2 separate regions of the Mus musculus genome follow, and region 2 is linked to region 1. A link is a loop called in an ENCODE intact Hi-C map of the cell type or tissue named here. Cell type or tissue: heart. All regions are shown on one strand.

Region 1 (8,000 bases):
GGCCACAAATATTTTTTAAGGAATGCAGATGTATTTATATGGCTTTCCTTGAAATATAATATTATATTAAATATATACTATATATTTAAGAATAGTTTTTAAGAATAAGGGATATTTTTACACAGCTTAGATAGATAATGGCATATTTAAAGTTGCGAAAATACTTCTAGAATTACAGTTTTAATCAAATAACCTAGCCTTAGCTGGATGGCTATACAGCCATCAGTCTCTTCACCATTTATAAGTTTCCAAACATTTAGGAAGACAGTTCTCACAACTTTTTAAAAGAAAATTTCCAAAGGGCTTCTGTTGACAAACCTAGCAACACCCCACAACTGCTGCTGATGCTACCCCAAATGTGACGTAGGAAAGAGGCAGTGTTCATTTATGTAGAAAAGTGGAGGCACTGAATAAGACAGCGGCAGAACAAGACAGTTTCATAGGTAGGCAAAAGAACACAGCAGCTCATATCATGTTTGGTCAAAGTACGACTAGGCTCCTGAGGGACAGACTTAGGCAGATATGCAGAACTTATGCCTTTATTGGCCCAGTAATTCTATACAGGCAACTCACCTCTCTAACAGTAGTAAGTGTTTTTACTAACCATAAATTTCCAACTAGCTTCTTATGATCTAAGTGGCTGAGGAAGAAGAAACCCAGCATTCTTATAAAAGTAGTGCTTGGATTTGGAGTCAGACCAAGTGGAGCAGCCTTACGTTTCATCATCACCCAAAAAGAATGATCCCCAATGTTCATAACACCAGATCTACAGAGTCCTGAGTACCTACTATAAGGGAAAAATAAATATAGTGAAAGGCATACAATGAACATTCAAAAAAAAAAGTTGTTAACCGACTGTTTAAACTGTAACTTGTATTTATCCCCTATGCTATCCAAGCTTAACCTTGCCCTCCCCTCTCCTCAGCTCCTGTTTAGTAATTTTCTTTAAAAGATATAAACTTTCAAGTAACCAGACTGAATATTAAATCTGAATACGAAAATAAAAAACTATGTGTATTTCTGTTGATGGCGTATGGGTAGCAATGCTATCTAAAAGTCATCATTATTTTAGAAAAGAGTAGAAGATAATGGCCACACATTATCTACCCAGTTCAGTCACTTAGTACAGCACCCCATTTAAACTTCTCAATGACCCTGCGGCATAGGCACTGAGACCCAGTGGAGAAGGCAGGGACAGGAGATGGATTCCAATGCCTCTCCCATACTAAGCATGCGTGTCATCACTAAATTATACTCTCAGTCCAATTTCCAAACTCTACCCAGGTAGAACCTAAAGTTCAGAAAAGTGTCTAAAAATCCCTTTTTTTAACAAGAGTCAAATCGAAGTCCATACCCTTTCGTATTTCTCAGTATTTATGTAATTTAAGATAGGTCATAAAAACCTACAGCCGAAAACATACGGTAAGCTAACCTACTGAAAAAGCATATAGAACATTTTAGGTTGTGGGCATTTGTTGCCTGTGACAAAATCTACTTTCAAGACACTGTGTTTTTCCCAGGGACATATTATCTTTGTCTATAGAAAATGGTAATCTATTTGGAGACTAGGCCATTCCTAAAATTTTAACCTAAAAAGCAACGGAAGTTGTTGGAAAGGACAGGAGCTGAACACAACTCAGGATTTCCAGGACTTCTCCCCAGCTCATCTCTGGGCATCTTCATCAGCTGTAAAGTACTCCTTAGGGCTCAGAAGCTTAAACGAGGCGACTTGAAATAGCTATGGCCTGGCACTGGTTAGCACTTTCCCGTGAAGCAGCACAGGCCGTGTACCAGCCAGTGGGAAGAAGCCTCAGCAACTTCTGGGGGAGGGGAGGGTCAGCACTGGACTGCTTTTAAAAAGAGAGAACACAGAAGTTTCCAACTCTTATACTTGAAAACTGATATGCGTAGACAACTCTGACATTAGCCAATTAGTTTTCTCATTTCTAACAGTAACCACGATAAGCACTTAGAGCTCACACTTAAACACAACAATGGCGCAATGATACATTCCAGGACTGAGTTAAACATATTTGGAGTATCATCTTTTTGTACAAAACTGCCTGCTTAAATCAAATGTGTCGTCTTGAATTGCATCATGGAGATAGGAATCAGACTGAGCTTATAGCTTAGTTAATGCAAACACGTTAATTTCTTCATTTTGACACTTGTGCAGTATTTTGAAAACTGTAGAAGTACTTTAAAATAATGGGCTTTTAAAAAGTGGGTAGCAATGTCCACAGCCACCTGTGTCTTCTCGATTTAGAAACCTCTAGCTTCATGTCAACTGTAACACCAACTTCAAACATAATGGCAAAATGACATTTCTGAGCTTAGTGCTGAAGGCAGACAGGCATAACGGTCCCATCTGTTTCCATAATAATGAAGGCAGATTCCTTTAATCTAATATGAAAAACTTAAGAGTTAGTAAAGTGGGGCATAAGCCTGTATGGCATTTTCATTTCCAGGGTCAAATGATGGACATCCCTAGCATAACTTTAAAAGGAAAGGGGAAAGGTGCATGGACAGTCACTGAGGATCACGTGAAGCGGTTGCAAACTTTACTGCATGTATTAAGCAAGATGGCTGAAGCTTTCACACACTGGGGTCTGGAAGGAAAGGCTTCTTATAGGCAAACTCTATACAGTTTTGTGACAGAAGTTTAAGGCAGCACCCAATTGCAATACTACAGCTTGGTTGAGGGGTATTTGCTAAATGCATTATTTACACATATACAGATTTGAATGGTAATTTTCAAATTTAAAGAAAGCATAATCTTTCTATATTAAAAAAGAAAAAGCTAAGAGCACTGCAGCAAAGTCATTTCTCTGACTGGTATGACCTCCAGTGTCTACAAACTACTGATTTCGCAATAAATTACTCTGAGACTCAATCCACGTACACACAGAAAAGAAGTGGAGAGCTTCCTACTAGTCTTGACAAACGCATCTGCCTGTCCCTAGCCCTCTGGGTTTCCTTGTCCCACAAAGATAACTAACTTATCATCGAGTGCAAGAAGGGAACAAGAATTAATCAGCAGTCAAAAATCCTGTTTTGATTTTTACAATTACTATCCACGATGTCAGAATACTATTAAAACTGATTTTAGAAGGTAGAAATAACCCCTGCAGGGCGCAGAGGCATACAAACACGTATATGAAATGCCAACCCAATAAGTGGCGCAAAGCAGCTTAAATACCAATTTAACCAAAAAGGTCTGGCAAACGGTATCACAAATGAACACTTCCAGTTACAAACTACCCACTTACTTAGAGACTACCAATATTCAAAATCGGACGAAGCAGCCAAGAGACAGAAAGCAAAATGTCTTACCTTGTACAAATCTCGACATTTTAGGATCTTATTAAAATAATCTGGCTTATAATTTTCAATTTCTAGAATCTACGTTGTAAGGAAGGTCTCTCTCCCTTCCCTGCAACCGAAGTGTTCTTTCTCCTCCGATGTTTAACTACTTAAAGAAGAATTCGGGGGGAAAAAAAATCAAAACTAGTCTTTAAAAAGAAAAATCCTGAAGACGGAAAACTTGGTGGGACCGACTCAGCTTGGGAGGGAACTCCAGGCTACTCAGCGATCCCGACACCAACAGGGGACGACTGGAGACTCCGGAAAAGGTAAAACCAGACGAACTTAAATTTCATCAATGGAGAGGCGGACCTAGAGCCGCTTCACCGCCCTCCGGTCTCCACGCCCTCTAGGGCAGGACTGCCGCAGGCCCCCGGCCGCACCCCGAGGCCCCTCGCCGGCGGCCGTCCAGCGGCGAGCTGCTGGCGCCCCGTGTAGATCGGGAGGCGGGGAGGCCGGCGAAGGGGCAACGCAACCTTTTCTCCAGCCCATAAATAGCCGGGACTCGGAGATGCTGCGAATTCCGCACTCGGGCAGACAGCTGCCCGCGGCCTCCACTGGCCGCCCTCCCCTACGCAGCCGCTCCACACCAGGGCCCGGCTCGCCCCCTCCCTGCCCCCCGGGCCTGGCCGCCCAGACCCCCCGGGAGGCCTGGCCCTCCCTGACACGCCCTCGCCCGCCCGCCCGCCCGCCCCCTACTCTTCCACGCCCCACTGTCGGCCCCCGGCCACGCCTTTCGGAGCAGGACCCCACAAGGAGGTCGCTCGGAGCCCGGCCCGCCCCTTAAGCGACACCCACCTTCCTATTCCCTCGAGGGCTGAGAAGTTGGGGGCCTGGAATCAGGTCTCGCACGCTGCACGAGCGTGGCCGAGGCGACCTCCCCTCCGCTCCCGTCACACGCAAACACCTGGAGCCTGGCGCCAGCGTGCGCAGCCCCTGACCCTCCAGCCCGCCGCCTCCGGACACCGGAGCCCCCACTTTCGCCACACACCTCCCCTCCCCCTCCTTCCCCCCTCCCAATGCGGAAATGTCCCTACTGCTCAGAGCGACAGGCACAGCCGCCAGTCCGGAGCCGAAGTTTGCCTAAGGACCTGGCCAATGAGACACGCGGAGGTGGCAGGGGGCGGGGCGTTCGAGGCCCGAGGGAGGCGGGCGCAGAAGCGAAGGCGGGAATCCCACGCGTGGGAGCTGCACAGGCAGCAGCACGGTGCCAAGCACGTCTGTCTCTGCTTGCTGTTTGCAGATGCCACGAGCGTGTGAGAAAACCGAAGCGTGTGCTTGTGTTTGCACTCCACCAGAATTTGCCCGTTGAGGAAACCTTGAACTCCCCTTCCTCAGGGACACCAGGCTCTTCTCAAGAGGACCCAAAGGCTCTGCCACCAATTAGGGTTTGAGGAGGGTTAAGGCAACCTTTTCAGAATCAAGTAAAGGGATGGGATGTGTGTGGCTCACCAACAGGAGGAGGGCCTGGGGGCGTCGAAGGGAATGCCAAATAAAGGCTCTCCAGAAAGAGCCATCACTATTCGCCTTGCCTCGAATCCCACTCCTGGGCACGTTTGTGCTGGAATTGGGCGTTTACTTTTCTAGCCAAAGTGAAAATGACTTATTATCCTTAAGATGCTGATGATAGATCTTGAAGTCTCCAAAAGAAAGATGAAGTTAAAAGCCAGAACGTTGGCACCCGTCTGGGGACTCCCTGAGGTGTGCCCAATCACAGCTAGTCTTGCCAACCATTTAAGCCTGTAAGACTGCCTGTCTTCTTTAACATTCTCGCGTTACCCTACTTGGTTTGTCAGTTCTGTAACCAAGCACTTCCAGAAGGGTTTGAAATGTACAACATTATTCAGCCAAGGTAAATGAGAATTTCTAAATTATTCTCTAGAAAAGAGAGAGCTTTCATTATTCAGTCCTTTGGGTTCATATGGAAATGTTATTAAACAACACAGGAAAAGATAGTGTTCATGTTGCTTATGTAGAATCCAAAAACCTTAGGCATCCAAATATCTCAGCTAAGAAAATAACTTTCTCCAAATGAAAAAAATTTCTAAAATAACAAATGACGTCAGTTTAATAACGACACTTGCTCTGGAGTTTTTGCTTAGACTCTACATCCTCTCTGAACAGTAGAGAAATTGTTCCAGCAGTGAATGAACTATATTTATCAGTCAGTGTAAGCACTAAAACAGAACCAAAGACCTGGGGCTCCTCATGTAAGTCAGCCTGCAAAAACTTACGTGCAACAAGGAATCTTTAACTTTCCCAGGCTTATTATATAATAGAATGGCCAGTTATTTTTGACTTCCACAGAAGATTAACAAGGGGAGAAACGATCTTTAAATCTAGCAAAAACATTTGGTAGTTCCTAAGAATTGGCATCTTGATTTATGATTGAGTAACTACTGACACAAAGGACACAAAGAATGTTGGGCATTCACTACTTTAAAACAAGTCCCCAGAAAGTAAACCATTACCCATCTTCCGTGGTTAACTTTATAGTGAGGGGCTGACTCTTGGCCAGAAGCACCAGAGAAACCACATTTCTAAATGCTATGTTTATATAGTGCCTTGCAAATGAAATTTCTTTAGAGAGGGGCTTGAATTTAAATTCCAGATCTTCAGATAGAGTATCTCACTCCTTAAGAATGAGGAAAATAGCTCAGCTGACAAATCACGGGATAGGGATGTAAAACCTGAGGCTCTTCAGGACCATAAACCAATTGTTTGTTTCTCTCTTTACATTCAGCTCTCTCTCTCTCTCTCTCTCTCTCTCTCTCTCTCTCTCTCTCTCTCACACACACACACACACACACACACACCTGGGGGTGGGGATAGCCATGGGATGGGGTCGGAATGGGGAGTCTCTTCTGTTTGATTTTTTTCTTTTAAGAATTTTTATTTTACGTGTATTGAGTGCGCCATGTTTGTGTCTGGTGCCTGTAGAGGCCAGAAGAGGTCATGGGATCCCCTAGACCTGGAATTAAAGAAGGTTATGAATCACTCTGTGCTAGGAACCCAACCAAGGTACTCTGTAAGAGCTAGTGCTCTTAACTACTAAGGCATCTCTGCAGACCCTGACCACTTTTCCCCCAAGTCAGATTACAGATAAAGAGGTCAGGTGAGGTAACAAACAGAATAGACACCTGGACGCCAGTTTCTGGTGAGCTGTGCTGTCCCCCAAGGGCCACAGAAGTCCTGCCTCTAATTTACTTCAGTCCATCTTCCTACTTCCCCATAGGAAAACAGAAAAACACACAAAACAAAGCAAAACTTTGTTTTAACTGGTCTTATGCCTTGTGAGCAAACCCACAGCCTCAGCCATGCTACTTAAGAACCCTGCCACTAGCCTCAGCCATAGCTCCTATACAATAACACTCTAACAACAACAAACCCAATGCCTGCTTCCTTGTTTTTGAGCATAATCTTTGCTGCCTCTTTAGATGTAGTGTTTGTCAGTATTTGCTACATGGAAAATATTCCATAAGTGTGTATTGAGTGATAGATTTGGTGTTGTTACATCTTTTCATTCACAGTATTGTATCCTGGTCTCTACTATACAAGAACCGTTAATTCATATTTAGAAGTAATGACTCTTAGTTTCTATGCTTTTCATCTAGAATATGAATGTGGGACGAAGTATGTAAGAGCAGCAAATACAACATCTTGATGATTTAATAAGCTGTATTAGCTGCTTACCATGAGCATTATCTAATAAGGGATATTAAGGTGAGGTTTTGTTGTTTTTAGTTGTTTGGGATTTTTTTTTTCTTGGTAATGGGGATTAAACCCATTGCCTGGCACACGATAGGCAAGCGCTCCATAATGGAGCAATATCCTCAGCCCTCAGGGTAATTTAGAAATTGTTAAAGTATTAAATAAGTATAAGATAAGCAGAGTGCGTGGTCTATTTTTATTTATTTTTGTCATTCCTTCCTTGTGCTCTTTATTAAAAAAAAAAAAACTAATGCAGCACAGTTTGTTATAAAGAAAACATGTTATAAAGAAAAATTCTATGTCATGCCTGAAGACTTGAGCCAAGAGTCTAGGCAACAATTAACCGCTGGACTCCTGCCTACACTCAATACTGGCTCCAGTCTATTCATCTGAGTCTTCGGCACCCACAGGAAAGAGGACAGGGGATTACTGTTAGCAGTTGCTAGTTACTGACTAGACTTAACAAGGAGGTATTTTTGAATCAAAATATAATTAGACTGGGTTAACTGGAAAAATATATCAAATTGTATCTATGAGATGAGCTACTAATGAGTGAGCAGTCTAAAAATGAATGTGGTTTCCAAATAGTTGAGGAAGAGAAAGACTTCATTCTTTCCTGTTGCCAAACAAGAAGTTTGCTGAAACAAGTTGAGAATTTAAATTGTGGCATGTTTGCTAGGCCCCGGCATAGTCTCACAAGAGACAGCTACATCTGGGTCCTTTCAGTAAAATCTTGCTAGTGTATGCAATGGTGTCAGCATTTGGAAGCTGATTATGGGGTGGATCCCTGGATATGGCAGTCTCTACATGGTCCATCCAAACACAGAAGTGGATGCTCACAGTCAGCTAATGGATGGATCACAGGGCTCCCAATGGAGGAGCTAGAGAAAGTACCCAAGGAGCTAAAGGGATCTTCAACCCTATAG
Region 2 (8,000 bases), 64 kb after region 1:
ATTCAATCAAAGACACGTTTCTCCCCACTGATGCCCACTGTTCTGTTTCCCTGGACTTCCTTTTAGGAAGGTGAGCCGTTTTCCTTTGATCTAGAGGGAGCATCCTGATAATGAATATGCTTTAGGGTGGGGCTAGAATGCAGGCAGTCTGTTTCAGACCCATGGCTTCTTCACCGGGCATTCCTTACCAAGGTATGCTTGCTTCCTTCTCTAGACTACTGTTCTCTTTCCTGACAAAAACAGAAGCCTGACTCAGACTTCTCTACACTGCAAAGCACAGTGTTAAATGGGTCTTTAATCCAAAAGGAGAAGAAAAACAAACAAAACAAACAAATAACCCCCCTCTTCCATGGGCTGTATTTTCAGTTTATTGCCCACATGGGGTCTGTGCAATGGACATGCTTACTCTTTACATGGATAAAAGCCAGCTTCACCTCAATCATTCAGCCCAATAGGTCCCCATTGGTCCCCAAAAGCTCTGATCTTGTCCATCTATGGTGTCTTTGTGCATTTGTTTTTGCCTTTGCTTCTCTAGCTACAGGGTTACTGAATGTCTCAGGGCTCCCTATCAGTTGGCAAAGAGTTGTAATACTCCATATGGGTAGTGGAGAGTTGTTAGTAATTCATTCTTTATAAGCCATTAAATTGTTTTACAGAAATTACGGTAAGTTCGAGTAGTGGTTACGGGTAATTACGGGTTTAGTAACAATGAGAAGCCGCTACTATCCCATAAGTCTGACATGGGACTGGAACGAGTTTTACCAGGTTCTAACAATAATATTGACCTTTGGGAGTAGAATCCCCCAACACTGGGCACGGTGGCATCAGAGTGCTGGAGAATAAATATTCACTGCTCCCTCACCTCTGCTCTCCATAGCACCCCCATCTTCACCCACTCTGAACCAGTACTAAGGTAGAAAGCTGGAGTACTGACAGCAATCCTAAGAACATCTTCTGGAGTCAAAGCAGAGTGAAGGAGATAGTAAGTCAGTCTGGAGGAACAAAGGAAGATGCCTAGCAAAGTTGTAAAACCCAACACTTTTACTTTTTTTATTTTTGAAAGTTTCAATAATGTTCTAAGCTAATGTAAGGATTATACCAGTTGAGTCACCTCATTTTTGCCTCTTGGCTTTAGCTTTAACTATGCATTTGTCTCTTAAGCCACTAGCTTTTCTAAACTCAGGAACAACCCCCCCCCCCATAACTTTTGCTAATGTAATCGGCAGCCGTCCTTTTTCTTCAAAACACTTCTTACATATCTCTGTTCTTTCTGACTTTCTCTCAGAGAAGGGAATGGAACACCTTAATTCGACGATGGGGAAATGTTAATCCAATCATGAGAATTTAAGAGCAAGAACATTAAAATAAAGTTTCGGGAAGTAGTACTTACCGAGGAGTTGAAACCTGAAGCAGCTGTAAATTAGGTCATTAGGAATTAGCAGGACCAAAGTCCCGGTGGTTGCAATATGCTTTTGCTGGCTTCCAATTACTCCTATTAATGGGGAATGTTTTTGCACAGCACAAAAGCATCCATGACTAGGCATAAAACGTGTATGAATCTAACACCCAAATAGAATTCTAAGTGTGATACCACCAAAGCTCTGCATAGAGTGGGAGAGAGGATGAGGATGCTGGAGAGTGAGGCTGCCGAGTCTTCTATTCTGTCTCTGAATGGATAGATTAACATGGATGAAAATATAGACTGAGATACATAAAGCAAAGGTTAGCACTCTAAAGGTGGACATAAAACATTGTTTTGCAGTGTTGGGGTTCAAATGTAGGTCTCACATGTGATAGGCAAGCACCATTACTGAGTCCTGCCCCTATGGCTTGCAATGTCTCTTACAGTGTTTGACTGTCGCTTGCTTGCTTGCTTTGATGACTCACATATTTTGAAACTAGACAGAGGAAGAAAAGAATTTTTAAAAATTGCATTATGAAGTAAAAATCAGAAGATGAGCAGGGTGTGGTAAGCACAAGCCTTTTATCTCAACATCCAGGAGGAGGAGGGAGAGGAGAGTGGGGAGGAGAAAAGGGAGGAGGAGGGAGAGGAGGAGGGGGAAGGAGAGGAGGGCAGATTGAAGTTCAGGGCCAGCCTGGATTACACAGCAGGTCCATGGCAGAAAGAAAGATTTCTCAGAAGAAAAATATACACCAAGGAAACAATAAGATTCTTCATTCCATCTTGGATTTCTCATTCAGTTGCCTCCCTGTGAAGTTGTCTCACATAAACTTTCCGGTGTCTAAGCCTTTCCATTCCCACACCCTCCTTTGGTGCCCTCCACCTATATTAGTGTGCTGGTTCTAACACAAACTATCCCACACCAGGCTTATCCAAGAAACCAGAACTCTGTAGGCATAACATTACACCTCTCCTTAGAAGCCTTTGGAGGCTCCCTGGTGTTGTTTGTTTGTTTGTTTTTATTATCTACCCTTTTTACCTGGTTTTTGAGAACTTCTACCGTGTAATGCTTTTTAATTTCAACATAGGTGATTTCATCAAGACGTGTATTTTTATATAAAAAACATTGCAAACATTTCTGCAATCGAGTGCATCTTACAATAGACTCATGTCATCTTTTTTAGGTTCATCTTAGCTACAGGATCCCTCAGTTACAGAAACAGGACTTTTTGCCACCCAAAGGCTCACTCTTTCACAACTCCATTTTTTCCATCTATCTACTTCATTCTCCCTGCCTCCCCTTCCTAGCTTGGTCTGTGAAAACCCAGCCTATCTTTAAGGTGCAGCCCAGAGGGGCTGCTTCAAAGAAAGCTTCGCTCACCTGGCAGCTGAGCACCAGCCTCTGAGGACCCAGGGCTATTGTAACTCTGGCAGCTGGTGTCTTATACTTTCTTTCAGTTTAATACTTATGCATTTGTTTGGCCTGTTCTCTTAAGAGCCCTGAAGATTGCTTGAAGACTCTTAAGATTGCAACTGAAACTGTAGGATTCAATGAAAAACATGTTTGTTTCTTAATACAAACTGAAGATATTTTGAACAGGTTCTTTGCCTGCTTGCTTGCTTTAAATCTAAGCACTATTTCTGAGCTCAAGAAGAATCCTGCTCAGAGCTGCCACCTTAAGGTAGCCAGAGCCTCAGCAATGAGGCGATGTAAGGCAGTAGGAAGGAGGGAAGCTCTCCTGAAGCTCCTTTGGGAATGAGGGTGGGGGCCACAGGAGTGGCTGCTCTAGGGCAGGCAGCTTTCCCTGGGTTCTAGGAGTGGTTGTGGGAAAGGTCAAGAAAAGCATACTATTTAGATGGCCAGCCCTGTCTGCTAGACATGAATCACTGTGAAGTCTTGGGCTAGTGAGGCCAAACGAAGTAATAACTTCCCTTGGGAACTCCAGACTGGACTGGAAGTTGAAAACAGGTCTCCACAGGCGCTTATGAGGATGCACCAAATGTGACCCAGACTTGTCACAGCCTGGAAAAAGAGAGCCATGCACGAAAAGCATTGCATGTAGCAGCTTCTTCATCAGAGCTAATGTGGAACACCCTGCATAAGTCACATATACACAATTCTTTCCTGAAGTGGTGCATCCGAACCCCTCCCCGCCTTTTCTTCTTAGCAAAGTTGTACGTCCACTGAAAATAAAATCTACTCAAGTGTCCTCTTGCTATTGCCAGGCCATTCTGGGACTAAATTTAATGAGTTGTAAACCACACCCACGCCTTTTATCCCAGCACTTGGAAGGCAGAGGCAGGTAGATCTCAGTGAGCTTGAGGCTCAGCCTGGTCTACAGAGTGAGTTCCAGAACAACCCAGCCCAAGGTCTTTACACGGAGATAGGAGGAGGGGTGGAGAGAGGAATGATTTATAATTTGTTGCAGACAAATGACATTTTCTGTAAGGGCATTCAGGTACTCAACTTGACTTTCTATGCATACCATCTCTTTATAGACATTCTGGAGGGAGTAGATCTGAGAAGTTGGAGGTTCCTGCCTGAGTCAAGCACTCTATCATCTGCCTAGTACTCACTAATGGGTCTGAAGCTCATTTTCTTCTGAGGCAAAATGGTCCTCATCATAGATCTATCTGGACATGTCCTTTGAGAGCTGGTTACTCTCTTCACCTTTCACAACAGAAAGCCCTGCACAAAGGTCATATTGTTGATCTTATTTTACTCAAATAATTTTGTCTTAAAAAACATTGTCCTCATTAAATTAGCATAAATATTTATTATGGAAATTGTAGGAAGTATAGAAAAATATAAGGAAGTAACTATTGTAACTGCTTAGAGGTACTATTATTAACATTATAGTATGTTTATTTAGCCTTGCAATAATTTCTCTTTGTATAGCTGTACTGGCTAGTTTTGTGTCAACTTGACACAGCTGGAGTTATCACAGAAAAAGCTTCAGTTGAAGAAATGCCTCCATGAGATCCAACTGTAAGTCATTTTCTCAATTAGTGATCAAGGGGGAAAGGCCCCTTGTGGGTGGGACCATCTCTGGGCTTATAGTCTTGGTTCTATAGGAGAGCAGGCTGAGCAAGCCAGGAAAAGCAAGCCAGTAAAGAACATCCCTCCATGGCCTCTGCATCAGCTCCTGCTTCCTGACCTGCTTGAGTTCCAGTCCTGACTTCCTTTGGTGATGAACAGCAACATGGAAGTATAAGCCAAATAAACCCTTTCCTCCCCAACTTGCTTCTTGGTCATGATGTTTGTGCAGGAATAGAAACCCTGACTAAGACATATAGCTATATAATCTTTTAAATGTTTGTTATTGAATGGGAATTCAACTTTTCAAGCTATTTTATTTTAGTTGTTAATGTGTATGTGGTATGTGTGAGTACGTGAATGCATGTTTGCTTGTACAGGAACACATGTATATATAGATACACATCTGTGTGTCTCATGTTTAACCTGTTTTTAAAGTCTATTTGTCTTCCACAATAGTAAATGATTAACATTTGTTTTGATATGTAAGAGCCACAGAGTGAGCTCTGATGTTAGCTCATCTGCATTTGAATTTTGAGTGTCATTTGGCCCTTGGACATGTCCTTTGATTGAAATAATTACTTTACAGATTCCTCAATTGTAAAGTTGGGGCCACTAATAATTCCTATTTCATACAGTTGTGAGTTATCCAAGGGAGCAGTTGCCACGTGCTCACAGTAGTGCTTGGCTGAGAGGAAGGGCTTTGAAGGGTTAGCAACAGTTATGATTTTTTTTTAACATTCTTTTAAAGACTAGATAGAATTCCATTGTTTGGATGGAGCACAGTGCAGGCATTGTTGGATAGTTTTAAGAGATGTAAGATGCTTCTTTTTGGTGGATAAACACTAGTGAGACAAATATTCTTTTCCATTGTGTTTGTGTGTTGATTTTATTGTGCATATTTAACATATACAATGTGCTATAGAATAATATATACATATAATAAAATGGGTATTATAGTGAAAAGAATTTAGCATAGTCATTGCCCAACAGTTATTCATTCACCTTTCCCTACCCCATGTCAAGAGAGGCCATAATCACTTAGTAAGATCTCTGAATACAATACCCTGTTATTAATTACTGTTATTCTCCATCTTTCTCTTTGTTTGTCTTATAACTCCAGAGGCCTGTTTTGTATTCTGGACCCATGTCTCTTCACTTCTTTCCCCCCTCTCCACCCTGGTAGCCACCATCACTCTCTCCCTCTGTGTGGTTGTCATTTCGCTTTAGACTTCATATATAAATGAAATATGATATTTGTTTTCTTTCTTGGCTTATCTTATTTTGCATAATGTCCTCCAGGTTCTTCAATATTGTGGCAACTGGCAGAAACCTCTTCTTTTCTTGGCTGAGTAACATTCCATTGTATAAATTAATTACAGCTTCGTTTTGTCTTTTAACATTGACAGGCAGGTTGTTTCTGTTCCCCAGCTGTGGTAAGTAGACTGCAGTGAACATAGCGGTTGGGATAGACATCTGTGCTTCCCCACTGTGTGTCTGTCATGGCAGCATGCTGTGGAGGAAGACAGTGCTGGGAGGTGAGGGAGATGCGTTTTACTTTAGTGGTTTTGAGCTTCTCGTAGCCTGCAAAGCTGATAATCAGAAATTATTTATATTTTCTGGTACCATACAATCAAATATTCAGTGTTTCTTTCTAGGTTGTATCACTAGTAAGCCTATCTTCAGATTCCGGTCACAGAAATGTTCTTCACCAATATCTGCCATAGAGTGACCCACCCTGATGGCTTGGCCTGAGAGGAGCTTGAGTAGATTCTCTGAGTCCTGGAGTCACTGTATTTTCCAGACTGGTGCTGATGAAGGTAGAGAGGAGCAGAAGCCCTTGGGGTTCTGGGTCCTGTCTGTAGTTAAGAGAATGATTGTTTTACATTCTGGTATCCTTCCTATAAATGGAGAGACCTGGAAGATGATGTGGCTACATGGAAAACCTTAAGCAACAAACAGCTGTAGGATTTCATTTAGCAAGCTCGAATCTGCAGCTGGTGACTGAGACTGACCCTTCTGAGGATGACTGCAGTATTTGTCTGTGTTCTTGCTTTTATCTCTTTGAGCTGTTCTCTGTCTTTCATAAGTTGACTTGTTGTTTCGGGAAATATTTAAAAAGTCAACCCGCCATCTCTCCTGCCCCACTGGTCCGTGTTCCCAGTGGGCTACAACACTATGTCCTGGCGGGGCCCAGCTCGGTGTGTTCTCACGTGGAGCTACTACTCTCTTCCAGCTAGCTAATTCATCTCTCTTCTATGCAATGCTCCCTCCACCCCCACGATCAGCCATCTCAACACCTAGTTACCCAGTAGAAACATGACTCTTAAAGCTTAATTACCCAATCAGATTTATATAACAATAAGATAACAATTTACAAGATGCCCATACAATAATTTCATAGCCAATTGATAAAGATAAAGCTATAGCCTAATTATTCTAACTTTGTGAACATCTTAGCTACTTGTGGCTGTTTAAACCCACGTGGGCTCAGGATCATCTTAGTCTGCCTCCATGTTGGCTTCTCCCTGTCCCCCAAACTCCTAGCTCCGCTTCCCTTTTCCTGTCCAATCACAGGCCTTGCCACTGCCCTAATGTGATTGGACAGAGAAACTTTTGAATAGATTTTTACGTTTTATTGAAATCTTACATGAACAAGAAGTTGGAAATACAATCACATCCAAGAACAAATTGTCATGGCTTTGATGTTTAAGCCAAACAAATTTTGTAGGGCAGATTTCAAAAAGGTGTGGTTATAACAACTTACAAACACAGTTAACCTGCTTCTAGGAATGCAAAACATACAGTCATAGGTTATTTTCAATACAAGGAAACTTAAGTCTGCTTTAATTTCTTAAAACTACTAAGACAAAGCACTGGCTTGTAGTTTTATTTACAGCATACTTCATATTCCTATGTAACCTGTTCCAAATTAAAAAAAAAAAAAAACCAAAACCAAAACCAAAACAATAAAAAAAAAACAGAACTGTCCTTTGCAAAACCATGCTTTAACAGTTTGTTCTGAAGCTAAGATGAAGCTTGGAACGATAAAAGCATTGTAACCCCAGAATAAGGGAACTCTGCAAGCCCAATAATGCCCAAGAGCATTTAGAAAAGAAGAAAAATAAGAAGCCTTGAGTATATACACAATAGTGACTTCTTCAGATGAATATAAATGGCAGCAAACTGCTATTTAAAGATGAAACAGTTACGCCAATTTTGTTTGAAGAATGTAGATCTAGAGCCAATTGGATCTTGACAGAATCATTTTCAAACTCTCATTTATTTCCACTGTTGCCCATAAGCATCCTGATAAAATTCCTGATTGTCATTATTGTAACCATAGTTACCAAAATAGTCACCACCTTGCTGAAGCAGCTGCTGAATGATGGGCTGGGAACCCCAGTTCTTTTGGTTGTTGGTCTGACATTTGGAATCAGGCTGGTTGTACCCATCTGCCTTTCTCTGGCCTCCTGCATTGCCCCCTCGATTGCCCCTAGCTCCAGAGAACCACGGCCTCTCTTCTGTTGTGCAGGACCCCCTCTGCCACCCCTTGAGCCT

The links. Peaks named below come from ENCODE experiments on the same cell type or tissue, not always from the same donor. Only the 100,000 strongest peaks of a DNase experiment are listed, where the experiment ranks them.
Region 2: a loop joins it to region 1, with 2.3 times the contacts of the local background. A loop is called at or near these places in 8 of 42 quality-filtered maps.

What each region holds. Positions count from the first base shown.
Region 1 is chr11:21,366,854-21,374,853 of GRCm38, forward strand. Ugp2 (UDP-glucose pyrophosphorylase 2) reads right to left here and starts at 3,776. Exons shown (of 10, transcript NM_139297.6): 1 at 3,334-3,776. The coding sequence starts at 3,352. In heart, a CTCF peak has its summit at 3,700; DNase peaks (open chromatin) are centred at 3,948, 4,098 and 4,438; H3K4me3 peaks cover 3,996 bases; H3K27ac peaks cover 3,780 bases.
Region 2 is chr11:21,430,785-21,438,784 of GRCm38, forward strand. It overlaps the pseudogene Gm29812. Among named protein-coding and RNA genes, the nearest start is that of Ugp2, 64 kb to the left of the region's middle. In heart, a CTCF peak has its summit at 3,081; a DNase peak (open chromatin) is centred at 3,247.